Regions from separate parts of the Homo sapiens genome. Here region 1 is linked to region 2. A link is a loop called in an ENCODE intact Hi-C map of the cell type or tissue named here. Cell type or tissue: GM12878. All regions are shown on one strand. Each heading gives the region's core, and the rest is flanking DNA. Links, peaks and the distances in the headings are about the cores only. Region 1 has its middle 8.3 kb from the start of ERICH3. Region 2 holds the start of ERICH3-AS1 (ERICH3 antisense RNA 1).

What was found. Hi-C counts contacts between places; a loop is a spot of excess contacts. Peaks named below come from ENCODE experiments on the same cell type or tissue, not always from the same donor. Only the 100,000 strongest peaks of a DNase experiment are listed, where the experiment ranks them.
Region 1: it touches region 2 in a loop (2.0-fold over the local background); 2 of 110 quality-filtered maps call a loop at or near these places.

Annotation. Positions count from the first base shown.
Region 1 is chr1:74,677,960-74,686,306 of GRCh38, reverse strand. No RefSeq gene overlaps it. Among named protein-coding and RNA genes, the nearest start is that of ERICH3, 8.3 kb to the right of the region's middle. In GM12878, for the core only: no CTCF peak of the experiment used is centred there; a DNase peak (open chromatin) is centred at 4,726.
Region 2 is chr1:74,575,076-74,583,422 of GRCh38, reverse strand. ERICH3 (glutamate rich 3) reads left to right here. Exons shown (of 15, transcript NM_001002912.5): 13 at 6,487-6,528. ERICH3-AS1 (ERICH3 antisense RNA 1) reads right to left here and starts at 5,993. Exons shown (of 3, transcript NR_121671.1): 1 at 5,914-5,993. In GM12878, for the core only: no CTCF peak of the experiment used is centred there; a DNase peak (open chromatin) is centred at 3,782.

The sequences.
Region 1 (8,347 bases), core at 166-8,165, 100 kb before region 2:
GGGGCCTCTGGCCCTTCAAGTCCTGCAAAGCAATCTCATGTGGGAGGAGTCACTCTAATTGAGCCTTCTTCAGATCTTCCCACCAGTGTAGTTGTTCCTACTTTTCTTTGTCTTCATTTGCCTGATAGATACCTGCTGGTTCATATGGAGACATATATGTGTGCATGGGCTTCCCACTCGCTGTTTTCTGAAGGTCAGGCCTTCCTTTCCTGAGTAGGAAGCCTATATTCCTACTCTGTTGTCATAAACTGGAAGCCAGTGGGCAGAATTCTAACCATAAATATTATTTATTTGGCTTCCATAATGTTCTAAAACATTTTTAAAAATTCACTCAATCTATCTAGCTTTTCAGTGTCTTTGGAAAAATCAGAATCTGTGGCAACCCTAGAAGGCATTTCTAGAAGGTGACATAGCTTCTGAGTTCAGAAGCAGCCAACTATTAGGCAGACCGTGCTATAGGACTGCCTGCCATTCCCCAGTGTCTTAATATTTTTCTTCCTCCTTTGGTTTTCGATTCCTGGTTTAAGACCATAAGGAAGAAGAAAAACTTTTCAGATCAGACACCTCTCTCACAGTGGATTTGGCAGAACTTATTAATATACAGAGCAGTATTAGGTTCTTTATTTCTACTCTCACTCCTCTCTCAAATTGTGATTCTTAGGTCTTCCAGGAATAAAAAATAAAACCAGCCCTTTAATAAAACATAGAATTTCTGTGGCTGTGCTTGCTTAGCTACATGAGACCTGACAGAAACTTTGAAATGCATACACATAAGGGCTGGATCAAGCACCTTCTATAAAGCCTCAACCTCCTTCCAGGAGGAAGGTAATGGGAGTTCCTTCTTCCAGGACTGGTCAAGGTTAGTAGGTTTTGATACCATCATATAAACACAGAGTTAGTTTCCTAGAAGATGCCTTATAATTCATTAAGTTCAATAATACTCCATGGAAGGATATCCTATAGAGTATTTGATTCCTCTTCTTGATCACTTCTAGAGATAAAGTGTTTCTCTATTATAAATATTATCCATTTTTGGACTTGTCCCCTATAAAATGGGTCTAAAGTATTAAACTATGCCCTTTCTCATAGGGTTTTTGTGACAAGATTTATATTTGTTGTTTGGTTCTGGAAAGTTGTGTCTTTTCCTGAGCCAAAACTCATCTCATACCTTCTCCTAATTATCTCCCATAGATCTTCTCAGTCTCTTCCCTCTTCTGCATAGAATCCTTTCTAATATTTTATGACATTGCTACTTTCCATGGTCCCAATCATGTTTACTTTAGACATCACCAGTTATTTCAATGCTTTCTCCTATGGAATAGTTTCTAGAGTGATCATCATTTTAATAAATTTATATTTTATATTGTGTTTTAAAAGGAAGTTCTTTTGTTTTGGAACGTTGAATGTCATACCTAGCAGTAAACTAAACATGCTTTTTTCTATTTAATTTCAGGAGAGCTTGCACAGACAGAGAAAGTAATATGTGCCAGTAGGTCTGCTGAATTGCACAATCAACCATGGGGGGCATCATTCCCATCATGGTCCATGTAAACAGTATACTCTGTAGTTGTGCATGCGGTGTGCAGCCTGAGTGACCCTACATAGAAGTCCCTGACACATCCCAGAGAGAAGTACCAGACACATATGCAGAATAAGCATTAGCATATTACCAATTTCCAGGGTGTAAGAAAGAAGGCAAGCAGTTCATTGCAAGAAGGAAGAAGTTGGTGGTATGGATTTCATTGGGGTGAGCTATAAATGTTTTGAGTTCTCCCTGTTCCTACACCTACCTGCCATGCATGGGAGGGAATGCTTCCCTGCTTCCCCCTCGCATTAAACCAAATGAAGAGGGTTTTCAGAGCATAACTCAGAGAAAATGGTCCTTGCCTCTGAATTTGGAGAATGCAGTGAAAAATATGTACTTTGAGATATAAGTCTGTCATATAAGCACAGTATTCCAAACATTATCGGTTTGATGCAAAACACAAAGGAACTTTTATATCTGAGAGCATAAACCAGTACCACATTGATAGTTTTAGTTACCATGTCACAAAATTGCCTTATATTCCGTTTCCAAGCAACTAAAATATCCAGGTATTTCCAGATGAACTGAAATTTGGTCACATATATTGATACTTTATATGGGCAAATAATTTTTTGAAAATGAATCTGAAGCAACTTGCTACGGAAGCAGCATCCCTGAATGTGAGGATTTACAATGCCTTGGTTTGCATCTTACCTCGTTTACTTTGTTGGCCAATCATTGATCTCTCTGAGCTTCAATATCCTCATCTGTACCTTGAGAATAATGCCTCCCCCAAGGAATTGTGGAAGTTAAATGAGATGATTTGTGTAGGTTGTTAGCACATTGGAAGCACTAGATAAGTACAAGTTCCCTTCTGCCTTCTTTGATGACACCCACAATTTGTGATTTTGCTCATCTCCAACCACCCTCCATGGGACAATGTGACACAGGGATTGAGAATGGTTGCTAAGGAGGAGGAACTACTTATAAGCATGTGACTTCAGGAAAGTTTCAATTCCCTGCTTCTCAGAACCTTTCTTTGTAAAAAGGGGGAAACAATAGCTTTTAAGCATAAGATGAGACATGGCACTTGAAGCATTTGGGCACAGAGCCTGGCACACATCATATGTTCAGTACTTTTTAAATTGTCATTACTCCTCCCCCAGCGACCATGACTATAGTGGGGTTTATTTGCTTTGATGGCAGGGCCCAAAACTGTCCTTCAGAAATCTGACTAAAGGGTGTCTTTGAAACACTATCTTTGTTTTGTTACAACTGAAGAGCCTTTAAATTAGTTAGTCTGGAAATCAATAGCCGATTTCTAGCAGGGGAGGTAGAAGGAAGGATGGCCACAGCACTCCATTTTGAAAGTCTGATTCATTTTGACCCACATCGTCTACAAAGTCTTCTGCCAATTTCTCTGAGAGACATCCTCCCCCAAATTCTAGGTGATCTGTTCTGTTCCTCATAAATAACAAGGTAACTTTGAGTCTGTCACTTTCATTTCACCTGTCAGCTCTTCCTTTTATGGAATTGACCTGAAGAGAAGTGGCTTTCCTCTTCTTTTACCTGAATTCACTCTCTGGCTGGTTCCTCTACTAACACTACATTTTTTGCCATCCTCCCTTGGTCATCACCTACAATGTTTCCTGCTATGTTACTTCCCTGTACCTCTCAGGACTACAGGGGACAACCTGGGTTATTAGGAGCTAAGCTGCAAAGAGATGGAGAAATGAAAATTTACACTTGTACTGGCCAAAATTTAAGATTTGGGATATAGTAGTGTTTAACAACCTTTTTATAACTAATGGGCCCTTGTATAATTTTTTTGAACTACTATGAATGTAGTGTTTCGATAAAGATTACTTTTATGCAGGAAAAACAACAAATAATGTCTTCCTATGAGAAAGCCAAATGTACCACAATGAGATGACCCACTATAATTATTATAAAAAAGAAAAAAGCAATTTTTATTTGGCTTGGGCCATCTTGCCCTATGTAATTCTCATTTCTTTTAGGCTTGTGGAAATCCTGAGAATAGGTTGCAAACCCATATTATTACCTTAATAAACCCTTAGGTGTTGGTCACCCTAGGTTGGGAATGACTGAGCATGGCTTTAGCTGGAATTATGAAAGCAAAATCATTTAGTGATAAAGGTGCTTTGTCTGAAGAATATAATAATTTAAAATTCTAATTTATTTTCTTTTTATTTGTTTTTTAATGTTATGATGTTTGTCTTAATATCATAAATTCTCACTTATTTAATGACAGATTAGCTGCATTCTCTTAACAGAGGTAGCATGGGGAATAAAGCAAGAGCTTTGAATCAGAAGGATCTGATTCTTCCACCTACAAGCTGATACCTTCATCAATCTGTAAACCTCTCTGAGGCGTAGTTTCATCATCTATAAAAAAGATCAAGAACACCTACTTTATAAGATTGGTGTGAGGATGAGAGGTGATGTATGTACAGGGAAGATAGTGACTGGCACAGTGTAGGTGTCTAATAAAGTGTAGTTATCATCATGAAGATGGATAAATTACCATTTTTGAATGCTTGCTATATACTAGGCCCTCCTCATTTTCTGATTAGAAAATAGAGGCTTTGGGAAACTAGCTTTCTCGAAATCACATAGCTAATTTATGGCTGTATTCATCACCACAGGCCAGCTTTGCTGTGATAACCAGCAGCCCCCAGAACTGAATAGTTTTAATCAGCAAAGATTCATTTCTCATACATGTCATGTCCATCATGGGTTTGTGTGTGGCTCTGTGCCACATCATCCTCAGTGAGGAGGATAGGCTGAGGAAAGCACCAGCATCTGGAATGTTGCTGGTTACTGGGGCCAATAAAAGAAAGATGAAGAATTCTGCGGGATCTCTTAAAAGATTCTACCCAGAAGTGACATGCATCACTTTTCATATTTCATTGGCCAGAACAAGTCACATAGCCATCCATGCCTAACATCAAAGAGGTGGAAACATACAAGCCTTCCCTATAACCCAAAGTGATAACATCTTTAAAGTGATTGAATTCTAATTCAAACCTAGATCGCTGGTTTGCATATGGACAAAATAGGGGAACTGGAACCTCTTACTTCTTCTTAAATCCATTTTTCATAACATGGCCTTTTTGGTACATCCGAAAAAAATTCTCAGAATTTACAATATCACAAGCATAACTACTCAACTCTTAAGTGCGAAGGTATAATGCCAAGAAAACTAGATGAGATTTGTGGGTTTTCTACTTCTTGTGATTATGCATAATGAAACTATGCACCTTCCTTGTCGACTTTGCCTCTTTCTTTTTCATTTATTTGCCTTTTAAGTGAGTAAAGTTGTATATTCCCCTCTCGACTTCCTTTCCCTACTTACAAAATATTTCTCCACATCATAGCACACTCCAGTGTTAACCACTTTGCTTTTTCCCCTTTGGCTTACAGCTTAAGAAATAGCCTTGTTTGCTTTGTATGAATATGGAACACATTGGAACAATGAGCACCATAACATTTTGTGCTTCTGATTCCAATGTTGCAGAACCTTGGCTCATCAGAGCATTTTTCTCACGTCCTGTCTGACTGACCGTTTAGCTCAGGGATAAAAGCTCCCTAGGGTGACAGACTTGCACAGGTGCAGAGAATAAACCCTGTTGTCATGATTCTTCCTCCTCAACCAAAAGGTGGATTTTGATGTGGCCTTTAACTGAGAGAAAAACTTATTGAAAAAGTAGCCCAGAGGAACGAAGAAACCCCACAATTCTGATCTTGGGTCAGCTATGGGGATCATATTACAAACTGTCAATTTATCAAGGAATCCCCAGATTTTTCTTTTCAAGTGAATCTGCGGAGACTTAGGAGCATGGTTGTGCTATTTTAATATGCCTATTTATTAATTTATTTTTACTGCTTTGGGTTTTCCTGCAATTCACCAATGAATAATCCCTCTCTCCAAACTCCCACTCCAGAAATGTGTTTTTCTCTTTGTATTTTCTTTGATGTTTATTCCACAACTTCCATTGAGTTATTGTCTTTTATCATAACAAGAAATTCTCATTAGTTCTGAATTTGTTATCACTCCAACAGCAACAAAACTTTTTTTAACCTATGTGCCCTTAGGGAGGAAGTGTTGGCTAAGCAATTTACTAGTGAAAGCATGCTTGTCTGGAGAGTATTTAAGTCCTATGAGAAAAATCTATGAACTCCTTTAAGGGTGCTTATTTCCATGAAACTAATATGGTCATTACCAAAAAGAATCTTTACCTATCAATATCTATGTCTTAAAGTCCCATCAGGTGGCATTTCCTTAATCAAGTCTGAGTTACAACATGAATGCGTAAGTAATAAAGTTATGTTTATTCTTTTTTTAAAGGTAATATAGGTCACATGGTTTTTTCTATGAGCTTGAGTATCATCTACCTCTCAAATGAACAATCCTAGTCTTCTGTTCGAGACCATGAATCTACTTATAACCTAAGTTTAAGAATCATAATTTTCTTGTCTATACAATTTAATTCAAAGGTTGTGGAGAGGAACAGAATAAGGCAATTCAGCCAGCAGTTTATGATGCAGGAATACTTGAAGACCAGTGCTGCTATGCTTCCATGGAAGAGCCAACTCAAAGTCATTTAAACCAAATGAAGCTATAAAAATGTTTTGGAGATGGTGGCTCTTAAGGGTGAGAGGGCATGGAGTATACTATTTACTCTGTCAGAAAACAGATGTGTGGTAATGAATGAAATTCCTGCTCTTCAGTTTTGTTTTTCACCAGCCACATTATTGAGTCACTGTGAGTGATGAGGGTTGGGAGAAGAACAGTTGGCACAATTGAGAACAGCTTTTATTTGAGATCAGTGACCCTGCATTTATTACCTTCTCTTTGTGAGGTTATGTCTTCTTACCTCTTGGATGTGGGAAGCAATACAGCAAAGTGTTTAAGAGTGCGGGTTCTAGAAACATAGACAACGGGATTTGAATCTCAGCTGTGCCACTTAGTAGCTGGTATTTAATCTATCTGAACCTCAGCTTCCTCATTTGTAAAACAGTGATAAAAATAAAACCTACCTTACAGGTGCAAAGATTCAATGAGTACCTGATATTTAGTAAATGGTCAATGGATATTTTCTGATCTTGGGCCAGGTGGAGCCTTAGTTCTGTGAATGCCAAGTATAATGTCTATTTCTAATGGCAAACAGTAGTGTCAGCCATCTGTAGCTGTTTCAGAAACACTGGATCAAGTAAGCTAACCTATTCTTCTATTGGATCAGGCCATTGTGATGGCTCTACTAAGTTCCTCTCCCAAAATTCAATGCCTGTTGTTTAGAATGCATTTTTGGCTAATGGTGGACAATCACAGACATGCTGAGCTCCTTAATATCTCTCAAGTTCACTCATACATGGGTGGCACCAGAGCCAAAGAAATATCCTTTTATTACTCTTTTTATGTCACATTTTTCATGTCCTCTCCTCCAATTGGAGTGTCAAGGAAAACATGGATTACACTCTTTCTATCATTGTTCAAGAAATACTTGTTAAATACTTTCTAAATCATGGTAATTTCATTGATACTGAAGGAAAGAGCAGAAATTTATGCTAGGGTTGGAGAAGAGTAGACGTGAACACCAACAACACAGTGTGTGGTTAGGGGGCAAGAGTGACACAGACAATCCACAGTAGAAGAGGAGGCGACCTTGAAGCAGCAGCTTGACACACCTAAGCCCTGCTTGAATCCCATTTCCTTGATGAAGTTTTCTCCGCCTACCACTTCTCTTTCTTCTCTCCTTTCCTCAGTTCCAAATCACAGCCTCCATTCATGTTCAGATTACAGAAGCAAGGGCAGGGTCTACAGAGACTAGTTGAGTCCACCCTCATCTGGAGAGGCTTTGATGGGGAGTCTTGGCTTGGGGAAGACTTGCCTCTTTTCCCCAACTTCCATCTCCCCAGCCAACTCTTACGTATCTTTTTAGGGTCATCTTAAGCCCTGACTCTTCTGTGAGTTCTTCCTGAATTCTCTAGAGAAACATTTTGGGGTGGGGTGGGGAATGTATTTATCAGAAATATAATTATTGGAAAAAATGTAAAAATAAATGTCCCTTATTCTCCTTGGAGGTCTCTTAGTAGTTATTTCTCTCCAATGATCTTTATGTTTCTCTCTTCTTCTTTTCATCTTGTCCAGTCTCTTCCCTCTCCTCGTATAGCATCTCTGGGACAGAATGGTGAGAAATAATCAGGGTCTCAAGGATGGAAGAAATAATAATGTGGTAATTGTGGAGTGATGTTTAGCATCAGAGACAGTGGGTACATAGCTGGACCTGTTGTGGGGTGAGGGGGCAGGAACATTAGTTAGAAGACACCTTACACACATTTGCATCACAGCATTAGGCTTTTTGCTTTGTCATTCTTTGCATGTCATTTTACCCAATAGACTTCACATTTGAGGGAAGATAGGAGTTCTGTTCATCTCTGAGACCACAGGCTTAGAAAATGTCATTGATTTCCCATGGCCACTAAATAAGTCAGTTGACTGTCCCTATTCCAACTGATCAGTTTGCAGATTTGATGCAACTGAAACATAGGGATAGAAAGATCTGGAGACAGCTTGCCTATCCATGTTGTTCAGAACTCTAAATTAGGGATGCACATTTGAGTTAGTCACTCTATTCATTGAATATGCCTGCTTAGCCTTTCCTAGGTCTAATGCCATGCCTCACTAAGTGGATCACTGGAATTAAGCTTATTGTCTTAGTCTGCATGTGCTGCTATAACAGAATATTAGAGACTGGATAATTTATAAAAAATACAAATTCATTTCTCACTGTTCTAGAG
Region 2 (8,347 bases), core at 192-8,191:
TTATTAGTTATTGTTGTTAATCTCTTATGTACTTAATTTATAAATTAAACTTTATTATAAGGAGGCATGTATAGGAAAAAGCATAGTATATATAGAGTTTGATACTATCTACTGTTTTAAGCATCTGCTAGGGTTGTGGAATGTATATACCCTGCAGATAAGGGGAGACTCCTATACTGTAAAAACAAACAAACAAACAAAACCCCTGAAGCCCCCAAGATATACAGTACATTGAAGCTCTTGGATGATTTCTTGAACTTTCCTTCTTATGCCTCTGCATATTTTCCTCTTCATCTGCTCTGGCCGACAATGACATCTAAAGCTTTACCATGGAGAACTGGCAACTACAGGACAGAAATACTGTGGCTTTGTTCTGCCCCCGTTTACATTGTTTTAAAGGAGAAAAATGGCCTAGAGGATGTGTAAAATTGTGGGAGGGTCAGGGGAGAAAAGAGAAAGAAAGAAACAAAATAAGCACAGAATTACAAAAAAATCAGAAAAGAGAAAATGCTACCCTGCAACTATGTTTGGCCTGAAAAATTACAACTTTCATCGTCATCATTCTAAATATTTTTTTGTTAAATCAAAGTTTATGGTAAAAAATACCTGAAAAATTCCAAAATATTCATTTAAACCACATAAATAATGCTTCAAAATGATCATAAGAATGTTTTTTGTTTAGTAAATATTTAATATTTCAATTTGCATCTTGACTAGTAGATATTAAAGTATCAACTTTTACATCCCACTTGTGATGGCCTGAATTTTCATATGTTATTTGATTTGTTTCCACAAAAGCAGTTGAATTATTGCAGTGAGTTTCTAAGTTTCTACATTAACATAGCAGCAAGTGATATGAAGGCTATAAATCGACTTTTAGGGAGAATGTTAATTAGAAACACTGTGAAATTTATGTCATTTGGTAATATGAATTCAGGTACCTGATTTTTTTTCCCTGTTGTATTTTAAATGAGGAAGAAAGTATAAAAATAGCAGTTTAAATGTTTTACAAAGTTTAAAAAGTGTGTTTTTATATCTAAAGAAGGTACCATCCAGATGTCACAAAATCCAAGGAATTTGCTACATGAGGGCAAATTAGAGAAAGACATCAGGAGCTATCTTGTGTTTGTTTCCCATGAGAAAGAGGAGCATCCTCATAGAAGTTAAAAAAGAAATCATCCTAGACTTAAAGGATTAGAAGAGGCTGGAAGCAGGGGTGAGCCGTGAGGAAGTAAAAAGCCGGTGTGCTGGCCTCTAATTGTTCAGTGTTCTCCACTGTTGCCACCATCCCAGGAAAGCTTGTGAGGCAACACCAACAAAAAGTCAGCTACACTGGTGGGTAGAGAGTCTTCTCCCCTGAATTCATAGAGGCACTTCCATAACAAAGAAGATGGCAATGTCAAGACTAGAGTAGCTGTCTAACCAAGCCTGGAAGCTCTTGCAACCACAGAAAAGTAACGCAGTGAATTACATTTCTGCTAAGAGGGTTCAAAGCCCCACTTTCCTTTCCTTTCTCCTCTAGCTCTTTGGTCACTGAATTGGAATTGGAAACTATTTCAGCTTAACGTTTTTGAGGAAAATCTGCATCCCAATGGGATTTAAGAGCATTCAAGAAGCTATCCACTCTCTTAGTGGAAAATACAAAATGAATAACGCTCATTTGTATATAAATATAAACATCAGTCCTTTTCATAATACATAAGGACATAGAAAAAATGATTAATATAATTTAGAAGGTTGGTTTATCATGTAACTATTATTCTCCATGTGCCTTTTTTATAGCAGCACAGAGCAGAATTTGTTGAATCCACAGTAAATGATAACAGTGCAATAAAGCTATAAATTATTTACAAAATATAATTAACTCTCACCAGAAAAATTGAAAATTTAAAAGCAGTACTCTAAATAATTCTTGGATCTAAGAGAAAAAAATTCACTGGATAATTAATTAATTGCAATTATTAGTGCCAACAGGTGGTATTTGTAAGGTGACCAATTTCTCACTATAGCCTCAAAGAACCACCCCACTCACACTATAACAACAACAACAAAAGTAATAAACCGCAATGGAGAAATACTCATAATCAGACTTTAAGAAATGTATAAGAAGGAAAAACCTAACACATGGGCTTAATAAGAAAAATATGCTATTCCACACAAAGCAGATGAAAAAGAAATATGATAAATGGGAAATCACTCCAACTATTTGAATAGAAGACTAAAGATGATGATAATTTTTGCCAGATTAAATCCAAAATTTGTTGTAGAACATCTGCAAATCCTAACAATAATAGTTTGGGATTTGAAAAAAATTCATTAATTTGGAAGAAATAGTACTGAGTAATGTGAAATTCTTTGCAATAACAGAAATAACATACGACTATACAGGAAAACAAACTCTGGAAGAAATATTTGCCAGATGGATATGACAAAACATTTATGTTTGTATGGACATAAAGATGGCAACAATAGCCATTGGAGACTACCAGGCGGGGAAAGTGAAAGGGGGCCGTGGATTGAAAAACTACTTATTGGGTATTATGTTCACTGCATGGGTGATGGGATCATTTGCACACCAAATCTCAGTGACATGTAATTTACTCATGTAGGAAACCTGCATATGTACCCCCTGAATCTAAAATAAAGGCTGGAAAAAATGATTGATGTCTGTAATACATAAAGAGTTCTTACAAATCAATGAAAAAGCAAACATCATAACAGAAGAATGTACATTGTATAGCAGGAAATTCACAAAAGGAAAGCTTGCTACTAATATTGACAGCTCTATCCTTGCCACCACTTTTCAATTACTAAATTATCAAATAAAGAAAGAATTGGTGGAAATTGTGAAAATAGTGCAGGCACATAGGACTTTCAGTCATTATTGATGACATTGTTCATCATACCTCCTTTTTAAAAGAACATTTAGAAATATGTATAAAAAGCTTCTAAAAATTCATAGCAATTCATATTCCAGGAATGTGTCCTAAGGGAATAGTCAGAAATATGTGCAAAAATGATTATAAGTAGTGTTTAAAATAGCTTTATAATCACAATTGAAATAGCTCAATATTTAACAATAGACATTGATGAACCGAAATTTAGTAAGACTTTATTATAATGTTTTATGTGTTATTGAAGAGTCTTTTAAATTTAATGATATGGGAAAATAGTCACAATATATTGCTAAATTAATAAAGTGGGATATTAAGGGCTACCTTTAGTAAGAATCGAGTAAAAAATACTTGGAAATCTATTAAGATGTTAACTAGTAGTCTTCTCTGAGTAGTGAAACTATGATAATTATTTTCTTCTTTGTATCCTTTAGTTTTTTCAAGCTTTGGATAATCTATCTAAATACTGTCTCCATATTTAGGGAAAATACAATACATATTATTTAAAATATATTTGTTTTTATACTAAAAAGCTGACATTGTAAAATAAGAATATTTTGATATTTAAAAAAATACCTTAAAGTATCATTATATCATTTGAGTGAAAAAAAAAAAGCTGACTTTCTAAGAAATTTTCTGTGTGTGACAATTCCATTTGGCAACTAATGCTGTGAGAACTGACAATCACCTTTGCCTCCAGTGGTCACCTTTATTGATAGGTAAAAGACAGGAGCCTTAGGGGATGAAGGGCTAAATACAGAGAGGCAACAAAGTGATATGTCACATTGCTGAAATGGGAGTCTCAGCATGCACAGTCCTCTTTTACTATGGGTGGAAAACAGTTGAGGTTAGACACCAGCCAAGTTCTTGCTTTTAAGTTTCAGTTTCAGAAGAACATCTGAGAAAAAACGACCAAGTGAAGCCTTTTCTGGTTTCACACCTAGTAAGTCCTTGATACTTAGGCCAGCATCCCATTCTTGCTGAATCTGAAATAGGCAACACCTAACTATACAGGCTCTCATCTACTTCCGAAGGCTAATCCTCCAGGGGCAAGCCAGCAGACGTGGGCAAGTGGTGATAACATCCCTGAGACAGAGGGACTACAAGCTTCACTATCATTTCTGAGTGAGTTTTAATTTTCAGATGATGTTAGTATTGTTTGGCTTCTTATAGTAGTCTTTTGGTTCAGTACCTGCTAATTGCTTATTGTTTATTATTAATATTATAGACTATATTTTTATACCCTGTGGACTACTTGGAAAAAGCTTTGATGTCTTAGCACTGATGGAATGAAGCTTCATGTAATTGCCAAATAAATTTATATGCAAAACCTAAAACATTGCTTATTTGAACTGTCTAGATATACAGTATTCACATTATTATAGTAAAATGATATTTAACTCATGTATTATGTTTGTCAAGTTTCTAAAATGAAAACTTGATAGTAAATCCAACTATTACATCATTGTCTTGAGTCGATATAATCTCTAAACTCTTATTGTAAAAAACTTTTGTTATATTGGATGAATGAAGAAAACTGAGTTCAAATATTTTTAAAAGAGAATATATTTGAACTATATTATTCCCCTTTTTCATTTCTGTTTGTCGTCCTAATATTGTTAAGTCACAATTTTCCCTCCAAAACCGATTTAAGGCAGGTATTTCACTATTCGTTTCCAAATACAGAGGGGTCAGTAAGTAATTACCCCTTAGCAGTTCACTTTAAACTAAGCAAGAAACTGCATTCCAGTTCTGTTTTCTCAAAGTAAATCCGTTATATCCGTTGTAACAGAATATCGGGGGAGGAGGAAGGAAGGAAGGAAGGAAGGAAGTAAAGAAAGAAGGAAGGAAAAGGAAGGGAAGGGAAGGGAAAAAGAAGGGAAAGGAAAGGAAGGAAGGAAGGAAAAAAGGACAGAAAGGGGGGAAAAAGGAAAGAAAGGAAGAAAGGGAAGGAAAGAAGTTAGTTTCAGAAATACTATGTTCTTACCCCAGAAGACAGATCTAAGTCTAGTTTTATTTGAAATAACTTTTGTTAACAAGGAGGTGATATAATGGTAATGTCAGGTATTTATGGAATTCACGATATGGGTAATCAGATGATAAGCAAGGGATGTAGAAAGGGAATTGTCAGAAACTAAAGACAAATTTAATTGGCTTTACACTTTGGCCTAGAATCATACCACACTGGGTGATGACACTTAGAAATGCCCATCACCATCATCATCATCATCATCATCATCATCATCATTGCTGTTATTATTAAGTGCCTAGATACTTGCTAATAAGTGGAAGATGAAGATGCTCTCTCTATATTATTTCATTTAATCCTCTCAAGAACCATTGGATAGATAACTCTTTTTGACAGACAGATAAACCAAGGCGTTGGCTTAGGCCAAAGCATTTACTCAATGTGATATGGTTAGTATGTAATATGAGACTTGAATTTAGGTCTCTGTGATCCTGAAGTCTATGCTAGTAACCAACTACAGATAACAGGAATTCAGGAATTTCTACAATAGCTTTTACTGTCAAATTTATAGGAATCGTGTAATAGCTTTTTTGCTTCTGTCCCCATGGAGTGAATATTGGGGTCAAATCACTAAAATCTACTAATGGATGAAATGCTCATAGTTTAGTCAGCTCTAGTAGTTTTAGCAATTTAGAAAAGCAGTGATGATTGGTGTCATAAAAGCCATAGCACACGTTCCTAGAAGGGAAAATGCAACTAAACTGTTTTTTTCAATTATTTCATTGCATGTGCATTTGGCAAATCTGTCACTGCTCCTGGCTGCTCTCTCTCTCTTTTTTTAATGCAAGTATTTCTCTGCATGGATTTCTTTACTTCATGATCTTCTGTTGTGTATTGTGTTTTCTTTTTGAAATCATAGCTTGGGAGTTGTTTATGCTTCAGAGATTTTTAAACCAAGGCTACCTTTTAATGTAAATGCACTTAAATTGACCCCACTTATTTAAATGATGTGAAATAGCTCAGCAATGTTCCCATGACCTGTTTTTATACCTTTTGATATTTTATGTGACCTCCAATAAGCTGGACAGATAATAACAGAACCCTTGGCATTGGGCTACCACTGCCACTGTGATGCTGAGTCTGGTGTCAGCAGTGAAGATGAGGGTGGGAAGCCACCGAGGAAGCTGGAGGTTGACACAAGTGGCAGTAAGGGCACATCATTACCTAGGAAGAACCTTCAGAAATCCTCTGCAAAAGACGGCCTGTTTCCACCCTTCCTATTCTTGTTTCTTCCTTCTGCCACTTTTTTTTTTTCTTTCAACTAAGGAATAGAATGGCCAGAAGTAGTTGACAGGCCCTAAGGAGAGCTTCACAGCTAACATCAGGTATAAATTTATTATTATTTTTTGAATATATTGATGTCTAGGATTAAATAAAAGAACATTAGATTATACAATACTGGTAGGAATTTTCAGATCAGTCTTCTTTCAATAGCCTGCCTCCCAGATAGTTGAACAGCTAGGTGAATTTGCCTTAACTGACCCAACTGGAGAGATGGAGAACCATGGTACATTTCACAGTGATTCATTTGACCTTTTTTTTCTTTTTTTTTTTTTTAACTAGGAAAGGATTCATTGCCATTAGCCTATGTCCTGGCTCTTGGTGGTAAGTATTCCATCTGCAAGAGGTCCAATTAGAGTGATCCAACAGACCATGACTCATAAATCTGGTCAAACTTCCCATGTTCTTGAAATCACTAGGCTTTCTAGTATTTATTGAATGACTTTTAAGAAGTGTGCTTATTTGAATATATTTATGTGTATGGTGGCAGGAAAAGGTATTCATTTATTCATCATATGGTCACATTATCCCACCTTCAATTTTAGTAATTGTCATCAAGCACTGTGAGGCATTTGAGATTTTACCCTTCTTTCAAGCAACAACTTAGCCAGCCACAGTTTTATGGATCATGGCAGAAGACATAAGACACCTGAGTCAGAGAAAAAGGACTTTATTGTTCATAGCAAATAGCAGTAGCCAGAGTACCTGTATTTATGCTGGTTCCCTGAGCTCCATTTCTCACTTGGCAACATGAAGAGGGCCAGGTAACACTTGATTGTGCAGCGGGCTGACTTACAGGAGAGGCACCATGATCTTAGAGAACCCATATCTTTTATAATGGGCATTCAACTAGAGGAACTCAGGTGCACCTTCCCAAATATTTATTCTGCAATGCAGAGATACTGGTTGTTATTGATCAAATTGTATTCAAGCAAGAAAATCTAATTATTTGTAAGCAATGAAAGGTGTGCACAAGGAAGATTATTAGGGCTTTCTTTATGCCAGGCACTATGCTAAGCATTTTACATAAATTATCTCATTTACTGTCAAAGGATTCTGTGAGTACAGCATTGCTATTCCCATTTCATGAATAAGAAAATGAAAGATTAGAGAGGTGTTATTTCCCAGTTTATACAATTAGTAAATGGCAGAGCTGGCGTTTTTTACCCAGGTTAGTCTGACTTCCAAGTACACACTCATTCCACTTCATCAAATTGCCATTGTTTGTGAATATTGTTTGCTCTCTTATATTAAATATTTTTTCAAAAGCCCATGGGGTTACCATAAAAAAAAGTCATGTTTTTATACTAATATTTCTTAGAAAAGCTTCAATTACTCTTTCTCCCTTGCTTGAGGAACGTCATGTCTGACACCCTTATAGTGTTGTGTTCATATAACATCTCAGCTGGATGCCATTAGCACTTTCTCTCCTAGAATTTAGGCATAATATATTACTACATGGTGGCTAGGCAATTTTATTTCCCTGTTTCCCTGAATGTTCTTTAATTAATCCATAAATTTAGAAACCAGATTAGAAAAACAGAAGACTTTCTTTAAATGTTTTTATAACTGACTTTTTAGTATACTTTCATGCAGGAATTTGAATAGCAACAGATACACTATTAAAGAGACTTGACACACGTTATTGTTTCCTATTGTTTCAATTTAATTTTGTTTCAAATACGGTAATAATCTGTAATGAAATAAAATGGACCATATTCTCTCAGGTGAATTGGCTATATGTTCTGTGAACAAATATTTGATTCTACATTTTGCTTTGGAAGCTTTTAGGTAAAAGTTAGGAAATAACTGCTGTGATAAGCAGAGGATGACCTGTAAAGTCAACCTCAGCCCTATTGATAGACCTGAAATTTTTATTTTACTCCTTTGAAAGGAGACATCACAAATTACCTTCCAAACACATTTTAAGGGAAATGTAATATCAGCTATTATTGCTTTACCTCAAAATGCTTTATCATAATAGCTGGCAAGAGACTGAGGAAATGCAACAAACGATAACCGTGTTTTGTGTTAGAAGCGGTAATGAAATGGTAAGACAGTCTTGGATGGGGTATAAAGTAGAGAAGAAGTGAGTAAGATCAGGACTTCAGGCTTCTGGTAGGTTGTTGGTGATGATGTTGGG